2 separate regions of the Homo sapiens genome follow, and region 2 is linked to region 1. The links are chromatin contacts, found by Hi-C or POLR2A ChIA-PET in ENCODE. All regions are on one chromosome and are shown on one strand. Each heading gives the region's core, a stretch centred on a gene start or an enhancer-like site at or near the end of the contact. The rest is flanking DNA. Distances are from core to core; before and after follow the strand shown.

Evidence for each region. A loop is a pair of places that touch in the nucleus more often than their neighbours do. ChIA-PET counts read pairs that join two places held with the same protein, here RNA polymerase II (POLR2A). Pooled maps may share reads with other maps.
Region 2: a loop to region 1 is called in a map of PC-9, with 16 times the contacts of the local background. The contact joins the enhancer-like site here to the promoter of ZHX3 in region 1. A Hi-C loop is called at or near these places in 1 of 168 maps with a recorded cell type or tissue (PC-9) and 2 of 50 pooled maps. POLR2A ChIA-PET finds 5 or more read pairs at or near these places in 2 of 52 experiments (activated T-cell and naive thymus-derived CD4-positive, alpha-beta T cell).

Annotation. Positions count from the first base shown.
Region 1 is chr20:41,314,883-41,319,969 of GRCh38, forward strand. ZHX3 (zinc fingers and homeoboxes 3) reads right to left here and starts at 2,849. Exons shown (of 4, transcript NM_001384317.1): 1 at 2,627-2,849. RefSeq lists silencers at 2,369-2,658, 2,669-3,118 and an enhancer at 3,229-3,278.
Region 2 is chr20:41,390,913-41,395,999 of GRCh38, forward strand. No RefSeq gene overlaps it. Among named protein-coding and RNA genes, the nearest start is that of EMILIN3, 27 kb to the left of the region's middle. RefSeq lists an enhancer at 761-1,426. Within about 2 kb of position 2,084, at least 13 of the 41 ENCODE cell types and tissues checked have a DNase peak (open chromatin) inside an H3K27ac peak, as active enhancers do; they include PC-9, where a contact is called at or near this core.

The DNA.
Region 1 (5,087 bases), core at 1,599-4,098:
AATGGGCCAGGTGCAGTTTCTGAGCCCTGAGGATATATCGGTGAAAAAAAAGTCTCACACTTCAGGGTTAATGAGGGAGAGAGACAATACACCAACAAATAAATATGTATTACCAAGTGGTGGTAAGCAAGGCAGGATAAGAACAACAGGGAAATGGGGTGTATTTGATAATGCAGTCAAGCAAAGCCAGACAACCTAACTTTTGAGCAGAGACCTGAAGTAAGGGAGTCAACTATGTTAATATCCAGGGACCAGAGTTCTAGGCGGAGGGAACAGCAAATGCAAAGGCACTGAGGCTGGAGTATGCTTGACTTTTTTGAGACAGAGTCTCGCTCTGTCTCCCAGGCTGGAGTGCGGTGGTGTGATCTTGGCTCAATGCAACCTCCGCATCCCGGGTTCAAGCAATTCTCCTGCCTCAGCCTCCTGAGTAGCTGGGATTACAGGCACGCACCACCAGGCCTGGCTTTTTTTTTTTTTTTTTTTTTTTTTTTTAGTAGAGACGGGGTGTCACCATGCTGGCCGGGCTGGTCTCGAACTCCTGACCTCGTGATCCGCCCGCCTCGGCCTCCCAAAGTGCTGTGATTACAAGTGTAAGCTTGATGTTTTTAAGAAACAGCAAAGAGATCTGTCTGGCAAGGCTCGAAGTGAGGATGGTTGTTCGGAAGAGGGTTAGCCTGGCAGGCCACAGCAAGGCCTTCAGAGTTTACTTTAAGACAAAAAGCTATTGGAGGGCTCTAAGCAGAGGACTAACATGATCTGAATTTTTTAAAGGATTGCAAAGAGAAACACAAGTTCCTACTCATAAAACAAAGATGTATCTCTCATAATCTAGTTATAAGTCAAAGAAAAAAAGCATAGAATAAAAGTTGTGTAGTATGATAGCATTTTTGTAAGAAAAAACACGTATACATGGGAACAAGGCTAAAAGGCTTAATACCAAATTGTGATTTACTATGGTTTGTGGGATTATGGGGTTTTTTTTGTTTTGTTTTGTTTGCAATGCTTTTCTTTGTTTTTCAAGTTTTCTGCCTTAAACATGAATTACTTTGGTAATTTTTAATGTTATCTTTAAAAAGAAAAAAGCACTCCACCATGAGACTTCCCTTGTCTGAAATCTTACTTCAATATGAAAAAAAAAAAAACAAACTCAAAACCAAAAACCAAAACAACATGGGGAACATTTTTTTCCAAAAATTACCACACTTCCCATGCAATGTTTGCCTGTCATGAACCACTGCACAAATCAAGCCCCGCTCAATGTATCAAGGTCACAAAACCAACTTGGTTAATATGTTGATCATTACATAGTGGCTCTGTCCTCTACAGCAACTTTGATACCATCTTTCCAAGGCAGCAACAGAAGGGCCCTTTTCATTCATTTTCTATGTGTCTTTGATACTATTTTGCGCTTCTGGATTTTTCCACTGTATGTCTCTTAGAAACAAATTAAGCTCGAATAAGTTGTTCCAGCTAATGAAGTGCGCTTTTGGCTCCTTCTCCGTGGTTCAGAATTATCCGGCAAAATACCAATTGTTTTAGGATGCATTTTCTCTTAGTTTTGAAATATTGCAATACTAAGTTACCACAAATAAAGAGCATTGAGATAACAACACACAAGAACGTGTATAAATGGAAACTACTGTAATCCTTTTTTAAATTAAGGACGTGTGGACGCCTCATGAATAAACATTTAGGATATCTGGATAAATATATACTATGTGTTCACATAGATAAAAACAGAAAGGAGCATTCCTTCCTACCTCACTCCCCCACCCCAAGTCACATAAGTTTCTCGCAGGGCACAAGCCCAGGGCAATCACTGCTCAGAAATGTAAACCATGCAACTCAAAATGACTCAAGCCCTCAAACACTCCCCACCTAAGTCCTACATCCCATCCACTCCTCAATCACTTCCAACAGGCTTCCCTGAATGAAAATCCCAAACTGGGAAGGCTTAACAAGCTCCAAACTCCACTCACACGCCACTCAGGGAATCCGAGGACCTGGGGCCCACGTGTAGTGTTTTCGCGTGGGCAGACAAGGGTCCCAAGATTCAGGGTGCTACTGTACCCCGAGTGGTTCGAGTCCTGGCTCTGCCGCCTTCACTGGTCGAGCTGACGCTCTTTACACCGGGGGCATGGGCTGCCACATCCCAGCAGAGTGCAAGGGCCCTCGGGCGTGGACGCAGGCGGCTCTCGGGTGCACACGCGGAACGCACACTCGGGCATGCACTCTCACACGGTCAGGCGGGCCTGCGCGAACGCCCCCGCTTCCCCTCTACCACCCCCTTTTGCGCCTTCTACGATGGTGGCACGCGGGGCTACCCTGACCCCTAGGACCCCTGGACGCCCGCTCCTGGAGCCCGGGGGGTGATGACAGATGGCGGAGGGCGGGGCTCCGGGGGGAAGGGGCGGAGCCTCTCAGCATGGGGGTGCTGGCGGCTGACAGAAAGACCAGGGGCAGCCGGCGGGAGGGGGCTGACTGAGACTGCGGGCCGGCCGCGGGCCAGGCGTGGCGGGAAGGAGCTCGCGCAGACACAGGGTCTGACAGGCAGAGAGAGATACAGACACCGGGGACTGACAGCCGCGGGGGCACGCGGGGCCGGCTGGCCGTGGCGGGCGCTCACCTGGCAGCGGCGGCGGTGGCGGCGCCCGCGACCGGGCCGCTCTTCCCGCGCTGCGGGCCTCCCTCCCCGCGGCCGGGCGGGCGGCCGGCGCAGGCCCCGCAGAGGCGGCGGCGGCGGCGACGCCGGAGCCGCGGACTGCTGAGCGGCGGGGACGCAGCTGCACCAACCGACTCCGGGCCGCTCGGCTGGGCTCGGCCGCTCTCGGAGGCGCTCGGCTCTGCTCGGCCTTGCACGGCTCCCCTCGGCCTTGCTCGACTCGGCTGGGGGCGTGGCCCAGGCCCCCCAGTCCGCCCAGGTCGCCTCTGGCGGCCGCGGGGCGGGGCTTTCGAGCGGGTGCGAGCCCCCTGACGTCGCGGGGAGCGGACCTTGCCCCCGGCGCATGCGCCAGCACTCCTCCTCCCCCCTCCTCCCCGCCCCACCGTGTGGAGGCTGAAGAAGACGGGGAAGGAGGCGCTGGGGGCGGATGCTGCGGTCCCAGAGGTTCCTGGCTTTTGTACTCCATATCCTGCTCTTTCCAGAGGACCACTTAAAGAAGGTCACACCAGGTTACACTTTCAAAAGGATGTGTGTGTAGGCTGGCAGGGGCTCTCGCTCCTGTCTGCCCCCACTCCTCCAATTCCAGTGTTTCCCAACAAGCGTCGACTAGGAGTGGTCTTTTATCCAACCAAGGGTTCACTGCAATTTTTAATATTTTCTGTTTTCTTAAGAATAATAACAAAAAAACTAACTCTTGATCACTGTTTTAACATTGAGTCTTCAAGTACTTGAACTTTCAAACATCAGTCAGCCTCCTCGAGTCCACTAATACCGTCCTTTCTTCATAGCTGTTGTATAACCTGTAATGCCTGGGATGGGGTTGGGTTCTTTCCTGAATTCTCGTCACATGATCCAGGCACCTTTTTAGTTATGGAACCAAGTCTGCAGCAAATATGCTCAGAAAGTGGCTCCCACCTTTAGAATCCAGTGATTAGTAAACAGCAGGAGCTCTACGGTCTTGACACACCTGGATGGGAATCCCAGATCTGCATTAATCTAGCAGGTTAATAATTGTCTGAGTGACTTTGGACGTGTTAATCTCTCAACTGTAAAAGGGCAATGAAACATGAGTAAATCAGTAGAAATATTAAAAGGGTTAAATGACACCACATATAAAGATTTCTGCACAGTGCTTGGTGTTCAATAAGTAAGGCTGCCTTTAACTTCAAGTAACTTTAGAACCTTCAGATCCTGAAAACCAGGGAGCATATACACAAGTGTGAGCGATGTGTCCAAGTAAACAAGTCGATAGTCAAACACCCATACGTGGCACCTTAGCTTGCTCCTTTCACAACCTTCCCTACCTCAGTTCATGTCAACTCCATTCTTCTGATGACTCCAGACAAACCATTGGAGTCATCCTGGACTCCACTCTCCCTATCATATCCCACATGCAACCCATTAGAAAAGCCTGTCAGCTCTACCTTTAAAATACCCCTTTTCCTCTTTCCTGGAATATTGTAGTAGCCTCCTGCCTGTTCTCCACGATTCCACTGTGCTCTCATGGTGCCTTCTCTCAACACAGAAGCCAGAGGGATCCTGTTGAAACCTAAGCTCAAAAGCCCCCAGAAGGTTTCCCATCTCAGAGTAAAAGCCAAAAAAAAAAAAATATGGGGGCAGTGGGGTGGAGAGTGGGACACAGTCTCACTCTGTCTCCCAGGTTAGAGTGCAGTGGCCCCATCACAGCTCACTGCAGCCTCAACCTCCCAAACTCAAGCAATCCTCCCACCTCAGCCTCCCAGGTAGCTAGGACTACAGGTGCACGCCACCATGCCCACCTATTTTTTTCATTTCCAAAATGTGGTTTTTTTCCCAAAGGCTTCCAAGATCCTATGTGTCTGCCCTTCGTCCACTTATACTCTCCACCTCTCTAACTGCACCTCCTTCCACTCGGCCTCCTCATTGCATGCCAGGCACACTAGCCTCCTTCTTGCTCCTGGAATATGGAGGCTCACTTCTACTTCAGAACCTCTGTACTTGGTGTTGCTTCCTCCAGATATCAGAAAGGCGTGTGCTTTCCAAGTTTCTACTCAAAAGTCACCTCCCCAGACTTTCCCAGACCACTCTACTAAAGTATCAAGTCCCAACTCCAATCACTATCCTCTAAGCCTGCTTTACTTTTCTGCCTAGCCCTTCTAACCTGAATATCATCTATAATATCTCTGAAGGTGGGAACTTTGTTTTTCCCATCTTCAACATCTAGAACATGGGTCGACATGTTCAGGTACTCAATAAGTATTTCTGGGATGAATGAGAATGTATATAGGTTATACTGCTCCAATACAACTTCATTTATTCAACAAACTTTTCTGAGCATCTATTTTGATCCAGGCACAGTGGGATCCTGAGAAAAATGAGGTATTCTCCCGACCTTTGAGGAACAGTATTTCAGAGGAAACAGTCATGTAAAAAAAATACTTCTGGC
Region 2 (5,087 bases), core at 834-3,333, 75 kb after region 1:
AAGCTCCTGGCCTCAAGAGGTCCTCCTGCCTGAGCCTCCCAAAGTGCTGGGATTATAGGCATGAGCCATTGTGCATGACTGATTTATTTCCTAAAACAGCATGCTTTTATTTAAAATAAGGGCAAGTTATTTAACTATGATGCAATTAAGAGAAATAATTATGTATAATTCAATTATGATGCAATAATTTATCATAACTGCATCATAGTTAAAAGATGCCAAGTTACTGTAAGATCAGAAGACCTACGCTAAGGCACAGTGGTACGTGAATGCACTTGAACTATTGAAAGCCGCTGTCAGACTCCACAATGGCTTTCATTTTTATTTATTTATTTATTTATTTATTTATTTTATTTATTTTTTATTTTTATTTTTGAGACAGAGTCTCGCTCTGTCGCTCAGGCTGGATGGAGTGCAGTGGCGCGATCTCGACTCACTGCAAGCTCCGCCTCCCGGGTTCACGCCATTCTCCTACCTCAGCCTCCCGAGTAGCTGGGACTACAGGCGCCCGCCACCACGCCCGGCTAATTTTTTGTATTTTTAGTAGAAACGGGGTTTTACCGTGTTAGCCAGGATGGCCTCAATCTCCTGACCTCGTGATCCGCCCGCCTCAGCCTCCCAAAGTGCTGGGATTACAGGCGTGAGCCACCGCGCCCGGCCCATTTTTAAAACATTTATAAACAAAAGAGGTTTAATTGACTCATAGTTCTGCATGACTGAGCAGGCCTTAGAATCATGGTGGAAGGCAAGGAGAAGCAAGGCACATCTTACATGAGGGCAGGAGGTGGCGGGGCAGAGAGAGAGAGCGCGCCTCAATGGCTTTCAATAGTTCAAGTGCATTCACACCAGGCGCATTCCTGCGCTTGAGATTCCTAGCATCAGCCAGGAGCGGCTTAGTGGGAGAAAGAGCTGCGACGGTGATGATAGTGACATTCCAAAGTTTTGTGGCAACATGAAGGAGGAGGTGTGTCTGCGCTTGCACAGTGACTGCAGCCCTTGGGCAGATGTGGAGAATGTGTGAGGCTAAAGGCTCCCACGCAGCATGGGGCATGGGGAGCCTGAATGTAAGCCCCAGGGCAGGAAGTTTTGCCTATTTGCTCACCGTGTAATCTCCAGCATCTAGAATAGCATAGTAGGCCTTTGGTAAATATCTGTTGAATGGAAGGACTAAAATTAGTTCTGGAAGTGTCTGGGGATGGGGCTTAAGTTACCTCTGCAGGGTCTCCAAGGCTAAATCCTTTTCCTGAGTTAGAAAAACAGGGCTGTTCTCACTGAAGTTTTGGCCTTCAGAGTGTGATGAGGAGTGCAAAGGGGCACGGGGCAGCTTCAAGGACAGGGCTGGGACCACAGAGGGTGAGAAAAGGGCACAAGGGAGGAGGGGTGCTCCCAAGATGGCAGCCCCTAGAGATCTGGGCTGGGTCTTGCTTTCCTCCCTGGGGCCAGTGCAGCAGGAGAGGGTGCTGGGTAGGGGTGCTGGGGGCTGAGAGGACCAACCCAGCTTCACCAGGCCCAGAAGAGAAGATGCACACAGGGAGAAGGCAGCTGTATGCAGTGGGCTCAATAAAGAGGATTTGGGCTGGGCGTGGTGAGTCATGCCTATAATCTCAGTGCTTTGGGAGGCCAAGTGGGGAGGATGGCTTGAGGCCAGGAATTCCAGACCAACCTGGGCAACACAGCAAGACCCCATCTCTATGATACATTTAAAAAAAAATTAGCCAGGTGAGTGGTGCACACCTGTAGTTCTAGTTACTTGGGAGGCTCAGGTGAGGGGATCAGTTGAGCCCAGGAGTTCAAGGTTGGTTACGGCAAGCACTCCAGCCTGGGTGATGGAATGAGAAATGAAACCCTGTCTCTAAATAAATAAATAAATAAAAAGATTTGCCTCTGTATAACAGGAGTTTGAATTTAGGGCTCAAAAAGTCAAGTACATTCTCAAAATCACTCAGAGAGTGACAAAATCAGGATTCAATTTCACATCTTTCTAATTCCAGAGCCTGACTTTTTTTCACTCCGCTAAAAAAAGTGACGTCACAGGCACATGGCAGGCATGGAGCCCCAGGCGAGCCAGGTCTCAGTCTGGGTCAGTGTAGCCCCAGGGCTGGGATCAGAACCACAGTCGTTCTGGAGACAGGGCCAAACTAGGGTTAGAGGTCAGGGAGGCCAGGCCTGAGAACAACAGGCTTTCCGGGCTTTGTGCCCCCAGCCAGACACAGTGTCCTGGGATTGGTGGCAGGGCCTGCTGGAGCCCCCAGCTCCCTCTTTCCACCCCCCATCTAGGGCCTGGCCTGACCTTCCTCCCCAGGGCAAGGAACTGGCCTGGCTCTTATCCTGGAGGAGGCTGCAGCTGCTCCTGCAGCCCTGGTCCCAGCAGACAAAGGCGCTTTCTTTCCTAGTACAAGGTCTTGATTGCATGTTGCCCTGGATCCAAAAGTTCCTATGGAGGAAGCAGTTTCCTCCCAGGGTGTGTGTGTGTGTGTGTGTGTGTGTGTGCACGCACGTGTGTGCTGGGTTTCAGGGAGTTGGGCTGTCAGGGAGTGCAAGCCCTCTCCCAGCCTCCTGGGTTTAGCCTGGCATTGCTCAATCTGCATCCTTTGTGTACATCTCTAAGTGTCTATGCATGTGTGTGTACGTGGTGGTGTGTGATTGTATGTATGAGCATGTTTGTGCATGTCCCTGCAGCTGCAGGTGCGACTGCCTAGTATGTACCTGTGCATATTTCTGTACACATCAGCACATGCTTATACACAGTCGCAAGCCTACGTATCTGTGTAACTTGTGTCTGTGCCCACATGCGTTTGGGGGTGTATGCATATGTTTCATGTGTGTGTCTACATGAGACACCTGGTACCAGGTCCCTAACTCTGCTGCCTCTGGCTGTGCCTCCCCACACCCTCTGCTGCTGTGTGGGGGCTCTGCAGTATGCAAGTCCTCCTAAAATAGCCCCCTTTCTTCTTCCCAACCCCCGGCCCCGCCTCTGCATTTGTCTGGGAACAACCTGGCCTCTTTCAGCTCTGGGAGGAAGACAGGTTTGTACAGCTTGGCTTGGCCCATACACTTTCCAAAACTCTCTGGCTCCCAGCCAAACTCTTTATAAAAAGGCTCATGGGGAATAGCCTAACAGGAAGGTGGGAACTCTGCCTGGGGGGCTCAGGAACCCTGCTCCAAGCCCCAAGATTAAATGGGAGCATCAGTCAGCTGAACTTCAGCCAGAGACGGCCCTGCAGCCTGAAGGTGAACTTGGTCAATGGACCCTTCACCCCCAAAGATGGGGACACAGCATCTCAAGGTCTCATGTCCAGGGTGGCAGAGCTCGGAGGGGTCCCAGGGCTCAGGCAGCTCAACTCCCCATGGGCACACTGGAGGGAGAGGCCCAGAGTGATGCCCCAGACCAGGCAGGAGCTGAGCCACTTCCTAGCATCCTGCAGCCCCAGGCCCTGGTGACCCTGCCATGGATAACCCTGGGTCTGCCTCTTCTGCAGGGAGGTGGGTGCCACTGCCAGACTTCAGAGTAGCAGGCTCTGAGCCTGGCTGGCCCTTTTGCTCAAGGCCTCCTGAGTCCATATCACAAAGTCAGTGTTTGAGCACAGGGTTGGTTTACCCAGCACTTGCCTTACTTGGGGTGCAGGGGACCTCAAGCTGTTTCTCCTAGTCCCACTGAGGCACAAGAGAGGGGCTTTCTGTACTGCTATCTCCCCTACTGGGGCTCAACCCAGTCTTTTTTTTTTCTTTGAGACTGAGTCTCACTCTATTGCCCAGGCTGGAGTGCAGTGGTGCAATCTTGGCTCACTGGAACCTCCGCCTCCCGCGTTCAAGTGATTCTCCTGCCTCAGCCTCCTGAGTAGCTGGGATTACAGGCACGCACCACCATGCCTGGCTAATTTTTGTATTTTTAGTGGAGACGGGGTTTCACCATGTTGGCCAGGCTGGTCCCGAACTCCTAATCTCAAGCGATCCACCCAACTCGGCCTCCCAAAGTGTTGGAATCACAGGTGTGTGCCACCGTACCTGGCCTCCACTGGGTCTTAAGGGTGCCCTAGGGTGAAGATGGGAGGGCAGTCCAATGGGTAAGACCCTATCTCAAGTGGATGCTCAGGGCACAGGTGGCACCCCCCTCACTGGTCTGTCACAGGAGACACAGGGGCTGCTGCTGGAGATGCCACAGCCGTGTGGGAGGGGCAGGCTGGTGGGGCAACTGAGGAAGAGGATCCCAGAAGCCTGGGTTCAGACATGGCTCCAGGGGGCTCCTGGGTGCTGGAAACAGACGAGACACCCTCAAAGAGGCTGGTTCCTTCAGTCCATCCCCACTGACCGCTGCCAACCACCCCTTTCCTCTTCCCTTCAGAAACCTTTTTCCAGGCGGGAGGGATGGTAGCTGGGAAGCTTTGCTCTTATCTGGCATGTGCCCAGGCCAGGCACCGAAACTCAAAAGCCAAGCAGAGAATCTTTTTTTGTCTGCTTCCGATTGTCGTACCTTGTCCCTGAGAGACACTCATGGACCAGCCCAGCTTGAAAAGGAGCCAGAGAACACAAGAAACAACCAGTAACTCCAAAGAAAGGTCAGGGTTTCAAGAACATTGTGCCCCCCCGGTTGACTGTGCAGAGCAAGTACCTCTTTGGATGGAGGTTTTATTTCTTTGAACTCTTGTTCCTTACAGAGGCTGGGAGTGGTTGGGCCCACAGGGTGGGGGTGGTGGACTCCTTGTCCTTGGGCCTGTTTTGGGGATGCTGGGTTGCGCACTGGGAGTGGAGTTGGTGGGGGCTCTGAATTCTCCCACGCTCAGTCTAGGGATGGGAGCTGCCTCTTTCTTCCCTCATGGGATGCTAATTATCCTCAACTTGTCTGGGAGAAGAAAGGAAGTAGCTGCAGGGGCTTAGCCAGGAGGAACACCTGCTCCCCTGCCCCACCGCCCTCCAGCTCTCCCTCCCTCCCTCCTTCCCTCTCTCTCAGATGCACACCAACACTAGGAGTATCCTTATATACGTATGTGCTGCTTCTTGACGGGGAAATTTGACAAGGGACTGGGGTGAGGGTAGGGGTGTCTTCTACCTGGGGAGGCCCAAGGGGCTGCGGCTGGGGCTTTCCTCAG